Linked DNA regions of Homo sapiens: regions 1, 2, 3 and 4 are each linked to region 5. A link is a contact called in ENCODE Hi-C or POLR2A ChIA-PET data. All regions are on one chromosome and are shown on one strand. The core of a region is the stretch at or near the end of the contact, and the rest is flanking DNA. Distances in the headings are between cores, read along the strand shown.

Region 1 (2,861 bases), core at 362-2,861, 460 kb after region 5:
GGGGTGTCCACCCAGGACACTAGCTTGGGGGACCCACTGGAGGAAGCGAACTCTTCAACTTTCCCAAGATCTCCCGTGAATTGCTGGCAGACCTGGGGCCAGAGCCCAGGCCCCACTCTCAGGCCAGCGCTGCTTCCTGGATCCTACCCCGCCTCCAGTGATAAGAGGGGGTGCCCTAGAGCACCCCCCACACCGCCGAAAATACACACTCTGTTTCTTACCTGCCACAACTCTTCGGATCTCACTCACAAAAGTCTGGAGGTAATATGGGACACCTGGGCTGTAATGGGACGAGAGCCCATGACCTCCGAAATCCATGGCAACGTAATAAAAGTCTGAAACAGAGAGAAGCGGGTTGGAGGGTAGGAAGAGGTGTCTATGCCAGCTGTCTCCCCGCCCTCCTCATTCCCCTGCAGACCTCCCCCCTCACCTTCCTGCCCACTTTCCCCCTGGCCTTCCCTTCAGCCCCAGCCTCACACCTTGCGGGAGAAGAGGGATGAGTCTGTCGAAGGAGCTGGCATTGTCCAGCCAGCCGTGCAGGCAGAGAACTGGAGGGCCCTGCAGGGAGCCCCAGGCTTTGGCTGCGATGTGGCCCCAGGGCACAGCCAGCTTCAGCTCTGAGATCAGACCTGAAAGACACAGCCGGGTCTTTCATTCCTTCATTCATTCACCCATGAAGCTGGTGCTCCCTGAGCCCCTTATCTCTGCCTGATGTGCTTGAGCCAGGGGCTCATGTCCAGAGGGACTCAGACCCTTAGCTGCCCCAGAAGGTTATGGGGAGAGAGTCAGACATGGGAGTGGAGACTCCCAGAGGAGGGACAGAGAAGTTAAGCCGGAAAAAGCTGTGACAGGCCTCAGAGCATGCACCCCATTTAAACTGGGGCAGAACCTTCTAGAATGTGCTGGGGCGGGGGCGCTGGTCAGGCCTGGACCCCATCACTTGCTGGCTGGGTAACCTTGGAGAAGTTACTAAAACGTCTTGAGCCTGTTTCCTTTCCTGTAAAACCGGAGTAAAGAAACAGCCCGTTTCCTAAGCCTTTCCCAAAGGCCAGAGGGGTGCCAAACCCTCATACACGCAGCAGGTGGGACCACTGTCACTCTCCCTCCACAGAGCAGGAAACTGAGGCACTGGGAGCTGCAGTACATGCCCAAGGTCACACTGGGCGACAAGGGCGGAGTGGAAATTTAGGGCAGGCGGTGGGACTCCAGGAACCCCCACCGCCCCCACATCTGGCAGCCTCCTCCGTCTCTGCAAGGCTGGAGACTTGCGCACCCCCGACACCCACGCGCACGCTCGGCTAACTCAGGGGCTCCTGGAACCCTGGGAGGCCACGTGCGGCCGTGTCCCGGGTCCCCCAACTCCTGGCCGGTCGCGCTCTCATGCCCCGGGACTGCCGAGGAAGGAGCTGCGACACCCAGGAGGGCGACGCGGTCGGCGAACCCTCCACTCCATCCCGCCCTCTTCTACTGTCCCAACCAGGTGGGTGGGCAGTGGGACGCTCGCACAAGGCCTCCCCGTCAGACCTGGTGCGGCGTTCTCACTCATCGCTCTCGTCCCGCGAATGCGCTGCTGTCACTCCCTCACGCCTGGCTAGGTCGCAGGAGCAGAGTGACGCCCGCAATTCCGGGCCCTATCTCCAAGCTGTCCTGCCCCGCCCTACCCCAGGCAGGCCCCGCAACTCCAGCAGTCCCCGCCCCCACTCAGAAGGCCCCGCCTTCCCACCGCCCTGCCCGAGCCCCGGCGGGCCCTGCTCCCACAGCCGCGGGCTCCACCCCAGGAAGGTCCACCCCCACCGCCAGGCCGCGCCCCCACCCGCCAGGCCCGGCCTTCCCGCCACACTGTCCGCGCCCACCGGCTTGGAACCCAGCAGGGCGCCAACCCCCGGGCAGTCCTGATGGCCGCCCCCACGTCCGCGCGGGACCAGACCCGGGGAGCAACCACAGCGAGTTGGGCCTCTGAATGCTCGCTGGCCCGCGCCGCAGGGCTGAAGGCTACCCTTTGTTTAGTGGCTTACTAGCCCCCTTGACGGACAGCCTGCGTCCACCGTGTCCCCACCGTGTCCTGGGATTCTCAGCAGAGCCTGGCACAAGCCAGTCTTAATAATTGTTGTACAGGCCGGGCGCGGTGGCTCACGCCTGTAATCCCAGCATTTTGGGAGGCCAAGGTGGGCGGATCACAAGGTCAGGAGATCGAGACCATCCTGGTTAACATGGTGAAACCCCGTCTCTACTAAAAATACGAAAAATTAGCCGGGCGAGGTGGTGGGCGCCTGTAGTCCCAGCTACTCTGGAGGCTGAGGCCGGAGAATGGCGTGAACCCGGGGGAGCGGAGCCAGCAGTGAGCCGAGATCGCACCACTGCACTCCAGCCTGGGCGACAGCGAGAGTCCGTCTCAAAAAAAAAAAAATTGTACAGGTGAACAAATGAATGTATAAATTGGGGACGTGGAGGAACCCTCCAGGTGAGGGATTATAAACAATATCTGCCTGGAAAGGATCGAAAACCCCAAGTTATGAAGAGGATGTTTGGGGTGAGCAGATTCATGCACTAAATCCTACAATGAAAGAGGGAAAGTGCACCCTTTGAGTCTGAAACAGTGGCAAGTCTAGGACAAATAAGAACAAGTACTGGTAGTGAATTCTCTTTTTTTTTTTTTTTTTTTTTTTTGAAACAGAGTCTCGCTTTGTAGCCCAGGCTGGAGTGCCGTAGCGCGATCTCGGCTCACTTAAACCTCCGCCTCCCGGATTCACGCCATTCTCCTGCCTCAGCCTCCCGAGTAGCTGGGACTACGGGCACCCACCACCACACCCGGCTAATTTTTCTTGTATTTTTTTTAGTAGAGACGGAGTTTCACCGTGTTA
Region 2 (2,813 bases), core at 276-2,775, 350 kb after region 5:
GCCTCCCAGAGTGCTGGGATTACAGGCATGAGCCACTGCGCCTGGCATTAATAGGGATTTAAACGCGTAGACCCCCAACACCCCTTCCTCACCCAGCAGCTCCCAGAGCAGCCCCTAGCTCCTGGCTGGATTAGAGGCACCTGGCACTGTGCCTGAAATCAACACCTCCTTTGGGTTTTGGGTTCTCATTAGCCAGAACTTTCTCATGAAATAAAAATGATAACCTGAGGGAAAACTGTTAAAAGTTTGTAATTATAGAAGGGGAGGAGCTCCTGTCTTTCTTTTGTTTTGTTTTGTTTTGTTTTGTTTTTTGAGACGGAGTCTCAGAGTCTCGCTCTGTCACCTGGCTGAAGTGCAGTGGCATGATCTCTGTCGACTGCAACCTCCGCCTTCAGGGTTCAAGCGATTCTCCTGCCTCAGCCTCCCAAGTAGCTGGGACTACAGGCATGCGCCACCACGCCCAGTTAATTTTTGTAGTTTTAGTAGAGCCAGGGTTTCACCATGTTGGCCAGGATGGTCTCGATCTCTTGACCTCGTGATCTGCCTGCCCCAGCCTCCCAAAGTGCTGGGATTACAGGCGTGAGCCACCGAGCCCGGCCAAAAGGACGCAGACTCTGTTTTGAAGGAGGAGGTGGAAAGGGATGGAAGAAACTTCCAGAGCGTGCCGTTTTCTTTGTGACAGGCTCTGTCCTCGGCAGGGGCAGGCGTGACCTCTCTGAGCCCATGAGCGGGAACTGTTTTTGCCCTGGACACCCTGGGATGGGCCCTGCCATGTTGCCCAGGCTGGACTTGAACTCCTGAGCATCCCCTGCCCCGCTGCCCTCTCGGCCTCCATTCGGGAGCTTCACATCCCCCTCCCCTCACCCCCACGAGTCCTGGGGGGCCAGCTGGGAGCTCTGCGGGGAGTAACCCCACGAGGGCAAGGCAGGGGAGGGCGCCGCCCAGCGCCCCGTGGGGCTTCCGCCGCCTCGAGGCAGACCCGGATCCAGAGGGCGCCTGGACAAGGTAGGGCCCCCATCCCGCCCCGGCTCCGCGTGCCCTCACAAGAATCACCCGTCTCCGACCGTCACCTCCTCCCGCTCCCGGGCCTCCCCGGCAGCCCCCACGACCGTCCACCCCGGCCCGCCCGGCCCGGGCTCCCGCTCTCTCGGCCGCTCTCCGCGGAGCCCCGCAGCCCAAGGGGCAGCACCTATCCCGGGACAGCGGCCTCTCTTCCCCACCGAGGCGTCTGCAGGGCTCCCCGTAGCGGCGCGGGGCTCGGGGACACGGACTCGAAGGAACCTGAACACCTCCAGAGCGTGGAGGTTGTGGGGGATGAGCCCCAAGAGGCGCACCCCTCCCAGGCTGCCGGGACCCAAGGTGGGCACGGGCTGGGTCCGAGGAAGGGGTAGAGGAGGCAGGATTTGGGGCTCGGCTGGAGCAGAGCAGCGGCAGAACCCCCAGCCGAAGCCGGTGGGAGTGGAGATTTCGGATGGAGCCGGCTGGACCCGCGCCCCGGGCGCCGGGAGCCTTTTCCTGGCTCGGGCGCGCCCCCTGGAGGCCGGAACCTGACATCAAGCGCACCCAAATTGCTGGGACTACAGACCTGGCGACAGTACCCAGCCCATCCTACTCAACTGCAAATGCCCCCTTTTACACTTAGGTCTATTTCTGGACGCTCAAAGATCCATTGAGATCTATTCTGCATTGGTTGGACAGAACCAGTTTTCTTCATCTACAAATAATAATACAACTCTCCTTTTTTTTTTTTTTTTTTTTTTTTTTTTTTGAGACAGAGTCTGGCTCTGTCGCCCAGGGTGGAGTGCAGTGGCGTGATCTCCGCTCACTGCAGCCTCCGCCTCCCGGGTTCAAGCAATCTGGGATTACAGGCATGCGCCACCACTCCAGGCTAATTTTTGCATTTTTAGTAGAGACAGGGATTTCACCATGTTGGCCAGGCTGGTCTCGGACTCCTGACCTCAGGTGATCCTCCCCCCTCGGCCTCCCAAAGTGCTGGGATTACAGGGGTGAGCCACCACACCCAGCCAAGTTAATTCAATTTTTAAAAATAAATAATTTTTTTTTGAAACGGAGCTTCACTCTTGTTGCCCAGGCTGGAGTGCAATGGCGCGATCTCTGCTCACTACAACCTCTGCCTCCCGGGTTCAAGCAATTCACCTGCCTCAGCCTCCTGAGTAGCTGGGATTACAGGCGTGCACCACCACATCCAGCTAATTTTGTATTTTTAGTAGAGATGGGGTTTCACTATGTTGGTCAGGCTGGTCTCGAACTCCTGACCTCAGGGGATACACCCGCCTCGGCCTCCCAAAGTGCTGGGATTACAGGCGTGTACCACCCCACCCAGCCAAAAAAATAAAATTAAAAATATGTATATAAATAATAATATATATTATTAAATATAATAAATATATATAGAAATAAATAGGCCGGGCGCGGTGGCTCATGCCTGTAATCCCAGCACTTTGGGATGCCAAGGCGGGTGGATCACATGAGGTCAGGAGTTCAAGACCAGCCTGGCCAACATGATGAAACCCCCGTCTCTACTAAAAATACAAAAATTAGCTGACCATGGTGGCGGGCACCTGTAATCCCAGCTACTCGGGAGGCAAGGCAGGTGAATCACTTGAACCCAAGAGGCAGAGGTTGCAGTGAGCCAAAATCATGCCATTGCACTCCAGACTGGGCGACAAGAGCAAGACTCCGTCTTAAAAAAGAAAAAAAGAAAAGAAAAGAAAAGAAAAAGAAAGAAATAATGGACGGGGTTGGGAGAGCTTCTGGACAGCTGAACACTTGCTGGTGCCTGGAGGGTAGTG
Region 3 (2,700 bases), core at 1-2,500, 320 kb after region 5:
TTGGGGCACCCTGTGTCCTGGTCAAGTTGACACATGAAATTAACCATCATAGCCCCGACTGTGGTTTGGAACAAACATCTCTGATGGCCACCCCAGCTGCAGAGCTCCTATGGGACTGGCCGAGGCCCCTGTGGCAATGACAGCCTCACAGCTCAACATCTCCCTCTGTGCAGTCCTGCGTCCCTTGCCCTCACAGGAACTCAGAGCCCTCCCCTTGCCCTGCATGGGGCTCTCCAAGTCCTCAGTCAGCTCCCCGGGCCAGGCCCATGACCAAGGGCATTGAAGGAAATGTCGAGTGATGTGACCGAGAGTGACAGGAGGGTCGTGGCCACTCACACCAGGGGGCAAGAAAATTCAGGATGAGTCCGCAGTGCAAAGTGAAAGCAAGTTTACTAAGATTGTAAAGGAGCCGGGCGCAGTGTCACATGCCTGTAATCCCAGCACTTTGGGAGGCCGAGGTGGGCGGATCACTTGAGGTCAGGAGTTCAAGACTAGCTTGGCAAACTTGGTGAAACCAAATCTCTACTAAAAATACAAAAAATCAGCCGGGCATGGTGGCACATGCCTGTAATCCCAGCTACTCAGGAGGCTGAGGCAGGAGAATTGCTTGAAACCAGTAGGAAGAGGTTTTAGTGAACCGAGATCGGGCCATTACACTCCAGCCTGGGCGACAGAGCAAGACTCATAAAAAAAAAAGAAGGTAAAGGAATAAAAGAATGGCTACTGCATAGAGCAGCCCCTAGGGCTGCTGCTTACCCATTTTTATGGTTATTTCTTGATGATATGCTAAACAAGGGGTGGATTATTCATGCCTCCCCTTTTTAGACCACCCAAGGTAACTTCCTGACGTTGCGATGGCATTTGTAAACTCACGGTGCTGGTGGGAGTGTAGCAGAGAGGACGACCAGAGGTCACTCTTATGGCCATTTTGGTTTTGGTGGGTTTTGGCCGGCTTCTCTACTGCAACCTGTTTTATCAGCAAGGTCTTTATGACCTGTATTTTGTGCTGAACTCCTATCTCACCCTGTGACTTAGAATGCCTTACCCGTCTGGGAATGCAGCCCAGTAGGTGTCAGCCTCATTTTACTCAGCTCCTATTTAAGATGGTGTTGGTCTGGCTCACACGCCTCTGACACCTTTGCCTCTCGGGGCCTCTGTGTTCCCGTCAGGACATCGGAATCTCCAAGGGCATAACCCTGGTGCTCTGGGAGCCTCTCTGTCAGCACTCAGCCTGGATGGAGGGCTCAGTGCGGACTCCGTTTTGTTGGGTCATGGTTGGCCAGTGCTAGGCTGAGCTGGGCTGGACACAGGGCTGGAGGGGTAGCGCCCTTACTGTAGGGACAGGTGGGGGTGCAATTTGTGTAGGGATGAAAAGCACCAGCTTGGAGGGCCTTTTCTAGGCCCTTGGGCCTAGCCCCTGATGCTGATGCCCCTAGTTGGGGTCTGCAGAGCTGGTGCCAAGAACCTGGCTGGTAGGGGTCTGACCCAGCCTTTGGCCTTCTGTCTCCATTGCCCTGCACCTCTCGATTTTTTTTTTTTTTTTTTGAGACGGAGTCTCGCTCTATTGCCAGGCTAGAGTGCAGTGGCACGATCTCAGCTCACTGCAACCTCTGCCTCCCGAGTTCAAGCGATTCTTCTGCCTCAGCCTCCTGAGTAGCTGAGACTACAGGCGTGCACCATCATGCCAGCTAATTTTTGTATTTTCAGTAGAGATGGGGTTTCACCGTGTTGGCCAGGATGGTCTTAATCTCCTGACTTCATGATCCGCCCACCTCAGCCTCCCAAAGTGCCGGGATTACAGGCGTGAGCCACCGCGCCCGGCCATGCCCTGCACCTCTCCTCTCTCCTCACTTCCTGCCTAAGATGAGTCATGGGGAATCCTGGCGATGGGAGCCATGGAAGGGCTTAGAGCAGGGGAGTGGCCACAGTAACAGGCTAACTGGGAGTAGCTCCCTGGTGACAGGGCGGGAAGTAGTGAGCCTGGAGGCAGGGGCAGGCAGCAGGGGTGTGCCAGGCCCAGCTGACAAGGTCCAGGACATAGGCTGCAACTGCGAGGCCCGTCTCGGGGGCCAGGAGCATGCTTTGGGCCTGAGGTCACCTGGATATTGGGCTGCGGCCAACTTGGCCCCATACACAGTTTCTATTCCTGGGTCTTGGGCTCTGACACCAAATATGGCGTGGCCTGAGTCTGGCACCCCCAACTGTGGTCCGACGACATATCCTGCTCCTCCAAGTGGGCCCGGACCCCGCCCACACCATGGAGTCAGATCATGCCAGCACTCGGGGCCCCCAAGTGGGCAGAGGCTCCTGCTGCTGCTACTGGCCCTCCAACTGTCCACCCGTCCGCGTGGTTCACATGGGGTTAAAAGTACTCAGGACCAAAATAGCCCCTCTCCCTGCAGAAGAAAGACAGGGGCAGGGGGCACCATGTCTTGGTTCACACCACAGCCCTGTCCTTGCTACCCGCATCCCAGGGAGCTCACCCGGCCTCTGCCCCCCACCTTTCGCACTGGCCCACTTGGTCACACAGCGATCTACACACTCATTGGTTCACTCTTACTGGTCACTCACTCGTTCACTCATTCATTCATTTACTGATCATTCATTAATTCACTCATTGGTTAACTCATGGAATCACTGCCTATTTATTGACCACATACTAAGAGCTGGACACCGTTCTACCATTTCAGAGCTGAACAA
Region 4 (2,766 bases), core at 267-2,766, 500 kb after region 5:
GTATTTCTGGAGGGTTCACCAGAGACTGCTTTGACTAGTGGGGGGTCTAGGCATCAATGGGCAATCGGCATGGCCGTCCTCTGAGGCCAGGGTAGAAGAGGGCAAATAGGACTGGAGCCGGGCTCGGAAAGGTCAGCAGGAGATAGGATTCCAGAGAGCAGAGGTTCGGTTGATGTGACTGTCAGAACAGGAGCAAGGCCAGAGTGGCTGCCAGGGATCCTGGGCGCACAGGAGTCTCTGGTGAATGCTAGTAGACCACGGTATTCCCAGGGGCCACGGAAGCCCCAACACTGCTTGACTGCGCTAAGCAAAGAAAGATCAAAAACAAAAAACGAGCGAACAGGACAGTAATGGCAGCTGCTGATGGAAAATCCCAACCCCTCATCCAGTTTCCAGGCCTAAGCTAGGCCTCAGAACCAGAGGTCACTGACTGAAAGGGAGGCTGGGTCCCCTCCAGACCACAAATATTTGCAGTAGTAGGCTCCTAATCTTTCCCCAAAGGGGCCGACAGCATTTCCAAGAAGCAACTGTACACTGGGAAAAGAGAAATAGTAGATACATCAAGGGCTGGCGGGTACACAGTCTGAGAGGCCCTTTGGAGTCCAGAAAAGTGGAGTCCTTGGACTTCATTTCTCCCCTATCTACACTTGCTCCCTTGGCGATCACACCCTCTCATAACTTTCTTTTTTTTTCTCTTTCTTTTTTTTTTGAGACAGAGTCTCGCTCTGTTGCCCAGGCTGGATTGCAGTGGGGCGATCTTGGCTAACTGCAATCTCCGCCTCCTGGGTTCAAGCGATTCTCCTGCCTCAGCCTCCCGAGTAGCTGGAATTACAGGCATGCACTACCACGCCCGGCTACTTTTTGTACCTAGTAGACACGGGGTTTCACCATGTTGGCCAGGCTGGTCTGGAACTCCTGACCTCAAGTGATCCGCCCCCCTCGGCCTCCCAAATTGCTGGGATTACAGGCATGAATCACCGCACCCGGCTCCTCTCGTAACTGTCAATAACCTATCCATGGCCAGTCCCGTGTGTATTGCTCCAGGCCTGACATCTCTGATGTTCAGTCTGTTCAGTCTCATATCTAAGTGCCCACCTGACATGTCCCCTGAGTGGCCTAATGGGCATCTCACCACGGCTCACAGAGAACTGATCTACTCCATTTTCACCCCCAAGCAGGCCCCTCTCCTGCAGTCTTCCCATCTCAGTCAATGGCAACACCATCCTCTTAGTTGCTCAGACTGAAAACCTAGCAGCCATCCTGGATTTCTCTCACACTGCCTATTCAACGTGTGAATGCATGAGTGGAAAGCTGAGTTCGCACTCGTGACTGGCCGGGGTCAACTCTGACATTCGCTCCCACTTTCGCGCGCTGATTTATCTCTGAGCGGATGAAGGTTGGGCCATGGCGGGCGGGGCCGGGGAGGCGGGCTTGGAGTGAGGGGGCGGGGCAGGCGCCACGAAAACGCGCTCGCGCCGGCGCCGAACCGCAACTCCCGGCGGCCCCCGCGCTCCCGGGTGGCAAGATGGTGGCGCGCAGGAGGAAGTGCGCCGCGCGGGACCCGGAGGACCGTATCCCCAGCCCACTGGGCTACGCAGGTGAGGGGCTCCGGGACGCGAGACCGGGGGCGGTCAGGCATCGCCGGGAGGTGTTTGGGGGTTGGCGACGGCCGGGGGTCCCCAGGAGCGGCCGCACGGTTGGGTGTGAGCCCCGGTGGCCCGTGGCCCCAGGCTCCGCAGGTCTTGAGGCTCCGGGGTCCCGAGGACCCAGGCGGCGCCCTTCTGCCTGCTCACTCTCCCGGGGCGAGCCCAACTTGGTCCACGCTTCCCTTGGGTGAGCCCGCCTCTGTCCACACTCTCACCCAGGACAAACCCATTTCCGTCCACACCCGCTCGTCCAGGTGAGCCCATCCCCTTCTCATCGCCTCTGCTCCTAGTCCATCCCCCATCAGCTCTTACCTGGGCTGTTATAGGCCCTCCTACTCGGTTGCCCTCCTTCTCCTCTTGCCCCTGCTTCTGTTCTCCACCCACGTGCCAGAATGTTCTTTTAAGGACATTTAGATTCGATCATGTCTGCCGCGCCCACGATAGGCGCCACACCTACTGCATTCCCTCCAGTGGCTTTATCAGGTAGCTTCTAAAACAAAAACCAGACTTCTTAACCTGTGTGGGCCACGTGGTCTGGCTGGTGCCGACCTAAAGCTCTTTCTGTTCCTCTGAGGGAACATGCTTTTTCCCCCCTCTGGGTTTTTGCACGTGCTGTGCCGGTTTGTTGCACAGTGGCGTTCTGGCCTGAGCTTTAATGTTGCTTCCTCAAAGAGGCCATCCGTGATGGCCTATGGAAAGAAGACCTCTGCCACCCCATCACCCTGTAATGTTTCTTTCACAATTGATACAAGTTTGCTGTATGCTTGTTAATTGTCTTCTCCGTTATTGCAACTGAGCTTCCTGAGTTCAGGGACCGCAGCTCTACGCCAACCGGTACTGTGACGGAGGTGTGAGAAAAATAGAAGCAGTTCCTAGCTTTATGAGGATTACAGTCATGGGTGTGCCAGCGATTAACCAAAGAATCTCATCAATATAGCCTCCAGACTGTTAAGAGAAGCTGTGAAGGCACAGGCAGTGGGATCTGAGCTGGCAGGAGGGGCGGAGGTGATGCTAAGGCTCTCCTGAGGAAGCGAGGTTTGAGCTAAACCTGAGGTGAGCGGGAGGGAAGAGGGTGACACGCCAGGTAGAGAGGCCAGCATGTGTGAGGCCCTGGTGTACC
Region 5 (2,700 bases), core at 93-2,592:
ATTTTTAGCAGAGACAGGCTTTCACTGTGTTGGCCAGGCTGGTCTCAAACTCCTGACCTTGTGATCTGCCCGCCTCGGCCTCCCAGAGTACTGGGATTCCAGGCGTGAGCCACCGTGCCTAGCCGGTTCTTTTGTTTCTTTCTCAATTATTGTCATAAGGACAATGCCACAGAGCAGTCTAGAAAGTAAACAACCACTAGATTTCTTTGTGGACTCTTTTCTCATACCTATCTATATGTAGCAGCAATTCTACAGTTTCTACCATTTTGTATCTAGCTTTTTCTTTTATTATTATTTTCTTTTATTTTACTTTTTAGAGAACTGGGTCTTGCTATGTGGCCCAGGTTGGCCTCAAACTCCTGGGCTGAAGCGATTCTCCTGCCTCGGCGTCCCAAGAAGCTGGGATTCCAGGTGCATGTCACCATGCCTGGCTCTATCTGGCTTTTTCTTTTAACGTTTTAGTTTAAGCATTTTCCCATAGTGCTACACAGTCATCATTATTATTCTCAAGGGTTGGGCTGACCTGGGTTTCTAATCCTGGCTCTGCCATTTACTCTCTTTACTCCACATCACCCCCAGCAAGTTACCTGGCTCACCCCTCACCTGGGGTTCCTCTCACCATCCTCTCCACCTGGATGACATGAAGCAGTGCTTGGACAGCGCGTAGGACAGTGCTCAGGAAGTGCTCTCCATTTTCCTTCAAGAGTATTTCCCTCTGCAGAACGGGGCTAATACCCTATCATGCAAGGTGATTGTGAGAATTGGAAAGAATGCGTGTGCATTGCCTGGTGCCTTGCCATCCAAATATATTTTATTAGAGAGAGCAGCAACATACGCCCCCCCAACCCCCCGTTTAAACTAAGCGGGTCCACGTGGAATGACGCTTTTGGCGCAAGTCGGAGGAGCTCCTAACGACATTAGCTTCTTTGAGTCCCTTGGGAGAGGAAACTTTCTGAAAGACTGTAGGATTACCTTCCCTGAACTTCCGGTCAGGTGCGGTGCTGCCCTGCCGCGCCCTCTTACCCCTGGATGCCGACGAAACCGCAAAACTCCAGCCCCGGGAAGCGCGTCTCAAGGACCACCACCAGCGAGCGGCTTTGGGAGAGTAATCTGCGCCACCCTCGCAGCCCATTAAATAGGCACTCCCCGTTTGATTGACAGGAGAAGTCACCAATGCGCGTCCTGGGGCTTTCCCTCGTCCTCACGCGGGGTGAGCCGCCTCTCTACTCATCTGGCCCAATCGGGGGCGCCGGGGAGGCTGTGGGGCGGGGCTCGGTGTCCGGTAGCCAATGGACAGAGCCCAGCGGGAGCGGCGGGGGCGGTGCGGTCGCGGCTGGCGGCAGAAGCGGCCGCAGGGGTCTGGGCAGGGCTGGGCAGTGCTGCCGGAGCAAAAGCGGTAGCGGGAGCCCGGCCGGAGCTGGGTCTGGAGACGCCGTGGCAGCCTGAACGGAGTGTGCGACGGATTGGGAGGTGAGTGGCCGCCGAGGTCAGGGGTCGCCGCGACGGTTGGGGCGCCGCGGGCGGGACGCGGGGGCGCTGGTCCGCGGCCGGGCCCGCGCCCCGTCAGGGCCGCCGCGCCGAGCTCCGCGCCCTGAGGGAAGCGGGTCGGGCCGCGCGGAACTTCCTGTCTCTGTGGGAGGGGGCGAGTGCTCGGGGCCCCGGGGGGCGCCTGGAGAAGACATCTTGGGGAGGACGAGGGCGAGTGGGGTCGGCTCGGGGAAGGGGCGGGGGCCCATGGGGGCGGCGCTGTGGGAGCGGGGCAGTTTTCCGGGGTCCGGGGCCTGCTGGAGAGGGAAGTGCAGGAGCAGGGCCGTCGGGGGTTAAGAGCTGCTAATGAGTGGGGGAGGTGTAGACAGCTGCAGAAGGGGGAGCTGGGGCGACTTTTGGAGGGACGCGATTTAGGAGAAAGCTGGGAATCCGAGACGTGCAGAGGTTAGGCGAGGGTGCCGGAGCAACGCTGGAGGGAAGGCGTGGCTGGGACGCGCCGGTGAGAGGGCAGGGCTTAGTCCTGGGGTGGCCTGGGGGGCGACGCAGGACACACGCGGGTGCGCTGATTTCGGGCGCTTTGATGAGCGGCCTCCATTTCCTTCCTTCCCACCCTCCGTGTCCCGGGGGGGGGGGGGTGGTGTGTGTGTGTCTGTGTGTGTGTGTGTGTGTGTGTGTGTGTGTAGGGCGGGGGGAGCAAAGCCCTTACCGCAGCACGTCCTAGGGCTGGGGCCAAGCAGGAGAGGCCGGGGAGGTTTGCCCTTGTGACCCTCCTCAGAGTTTCCCCAGACTCACTGAATCAGAAATCCGAACTCCTTACTCCTCTAGGGCTTTCAAGCCTGGCCAGGCATCCTGAGAGGTCCGCAATTGGAGAGGTAGTGATTGCTGCTGCTGTTGAATTTCATTGATTCATTGGGTTTCGGCTCCATCAGAGAAGGTCGATTTTCTTTTCAGAAGGAGTTGGTTGGTCAGGGGAGCAAGCTGTGCTATTGCTTTGGGGCCCACACGGCTGCAGCCTTTGACGTATAACAGGACCTGGGGATGCCACTCTTGGCTTGGGTGCCTGAGGGAAGGTGGCCTTTGGCTGGGTGTGTGCACCATTCCTGGATCCTGTCTTCTCTTTTTCCCTCCGCCTGTCCGGTGTTTTTGTGGTTAAGGGGGTAGGCTGCTCAGAGTCTCCAGGGCTACTTGGTACACTGTTTACCAAATACTGCC

Evidence for each region. Hi-C counts contacts between places; a loop is a spot of excess contacts on that map. ChIA-PET counts read pairs that join two places held with the same protein, here RNA polymerase II (POLR2A). Pooled maps may share reads with other maps.
Region 1: a pooled map shows a loop between it and region 5 (2.6-fold over the local background). The contact joins the promoter of SERHL2 here to the promoter of PACSIN2 in region 5. A Hi-C loop is called at or near these places in 1 of 50 pooled maps. POLR2A ChIA-PET finds 5 or more read pairs at or near these places in 2 of 52 experiments (Caco-2 and GM12878).
Region 2: a map of CD8-positive, alpha-beta T cell shows a loop between it and region 5 (2.6-fold over the local background). The contact joins the enhancer-like site here to the promoter of PACSIN2 in region 5. A Hi-C loop is called at or near these places in 1 of 168 maps with a recorded cell type or tissue (CD8-positive, alpha-beta T cell), 3 of 37 single-sample maps with no recorded cell type and 7 of 50 pooled maps. POLR2A ChIA-PET finds 5 or more read pairs at or near these places in 6 of 52 experiments (A673, B cell, GM10248 and 3 more).
Region 3: POLR2A ChIA-PET joins it to region 5 with 13 read pairs in BJ. The contact joins the enhancer-like site here to the promoter of PACSIN2 in region 5. A Hi-C loop is called at or near these places in 2 of 50 pooled maps. POLR2A ChIA-PET finds 5 or more read pairs at or near these places in 3 of 52 experiments (BJ, GM10248 and activated CD4-positive, alpha-beta T cell).
Region 4: a loop to region 5 is called in a pooled map, with 5 times the contacts of the local background. The contact joins the promoter of RRP7A here to the promoter of PACSIN2 in region 5. A Hi-C loop is called at or near these places in 5 of 50 pooled maps. POLR2A ChIA-PET finds 5 or more read pairs at or near these places in 2 of 52 experiments (A673 and activated B cell).

What each region holds. Positions count from the first base shown.
Region 1 is chr22:42,552,706-42,555,566 of GRCh38, reverse strand. It overlaps SERHL2 (serine hydrolase like 2), which reads right to left and starts at 1,611. Exons shown (of 12, transcript NM_014509.5): 1 at 1,525-1,611; 2 at 480-629; 3 at 222-335. The coding sequence starts at 1,546. RefSeq lists a silencer at 1,669-2,068.
Region 2 is chr22:42,660,868-42,663,680 of GRCh38, reverse strand. No RefSeq gene overlaps it. Among named protein-coding and RNA genes, the nearest start is that of CYB5R3, 13 kb to the right of the region's middle. RefSeq lists silencers at 935-1,214, 1,255-1,304, 1,435-1,574. Within about 2 kb of position 1,525, at least 9 of the 41 ENCODE cell types and tissues checked have a DNase peak (open chromatin) inside an H3K27ac peak, as active enhancers do.
Region 3 is chr22:42,697,092-42,699,791 of GRCh38, reverse strand. All of the region lies in intron 1 of A4GALT (alpha 1,4-galactosyltransferase (P1PK blood group)), which reads left to right. Among named protein-coding and RNA genes, the nearest start is that of A4GALT, 22 kb to the left of the region's middle. RefSeq lists enhancers at 150-833, 834-1,517. Within about 2 kb of position 1,250, at least 20 of the 41 ENCODE cell types and tissues checked have a DNase peak (open chromatin) inside an H3K27ac peak, as active enhancers do.
Region 4 is chr22:42,518,546-42,521,311 of GRCh38, reverse strand. It overlaps RRP7A (ribosomal RNA processing 7 homolog A), which reads left to right and starts at 1,516. Exons shown (of 7, transcript NM_015703.5): 1 at 1,516-1,598. The coding sequence starts at 1,526. LOC124900479 (a long non-coding RNA gene) reads right to left here. Exons shown (of 3, transcript XR_007068117.1): 1 at 1,959-2,766. RefSeq lists enhancers at 315-609, 1,135-1,194 and silencers at 1,375-1,434, 1,455-1,624, 1,635-1,764.
Region 5 is chr22:43,013,791-43,016,490 of GRCh38, reverse strand. It overlaps PACSIN2 (protein kinase C and casein kinase substrate in neurons 2), which reads left to right and starts at 1,342. Exons shown (of 11, transcript NM_001184970.3): 1 at 1,342-1,470. RefSeq lists enhancers at 855-1,054, 1,037-1,740 and silencers at 1,175-1,364, 1,375-1,424, 1,545-1,614.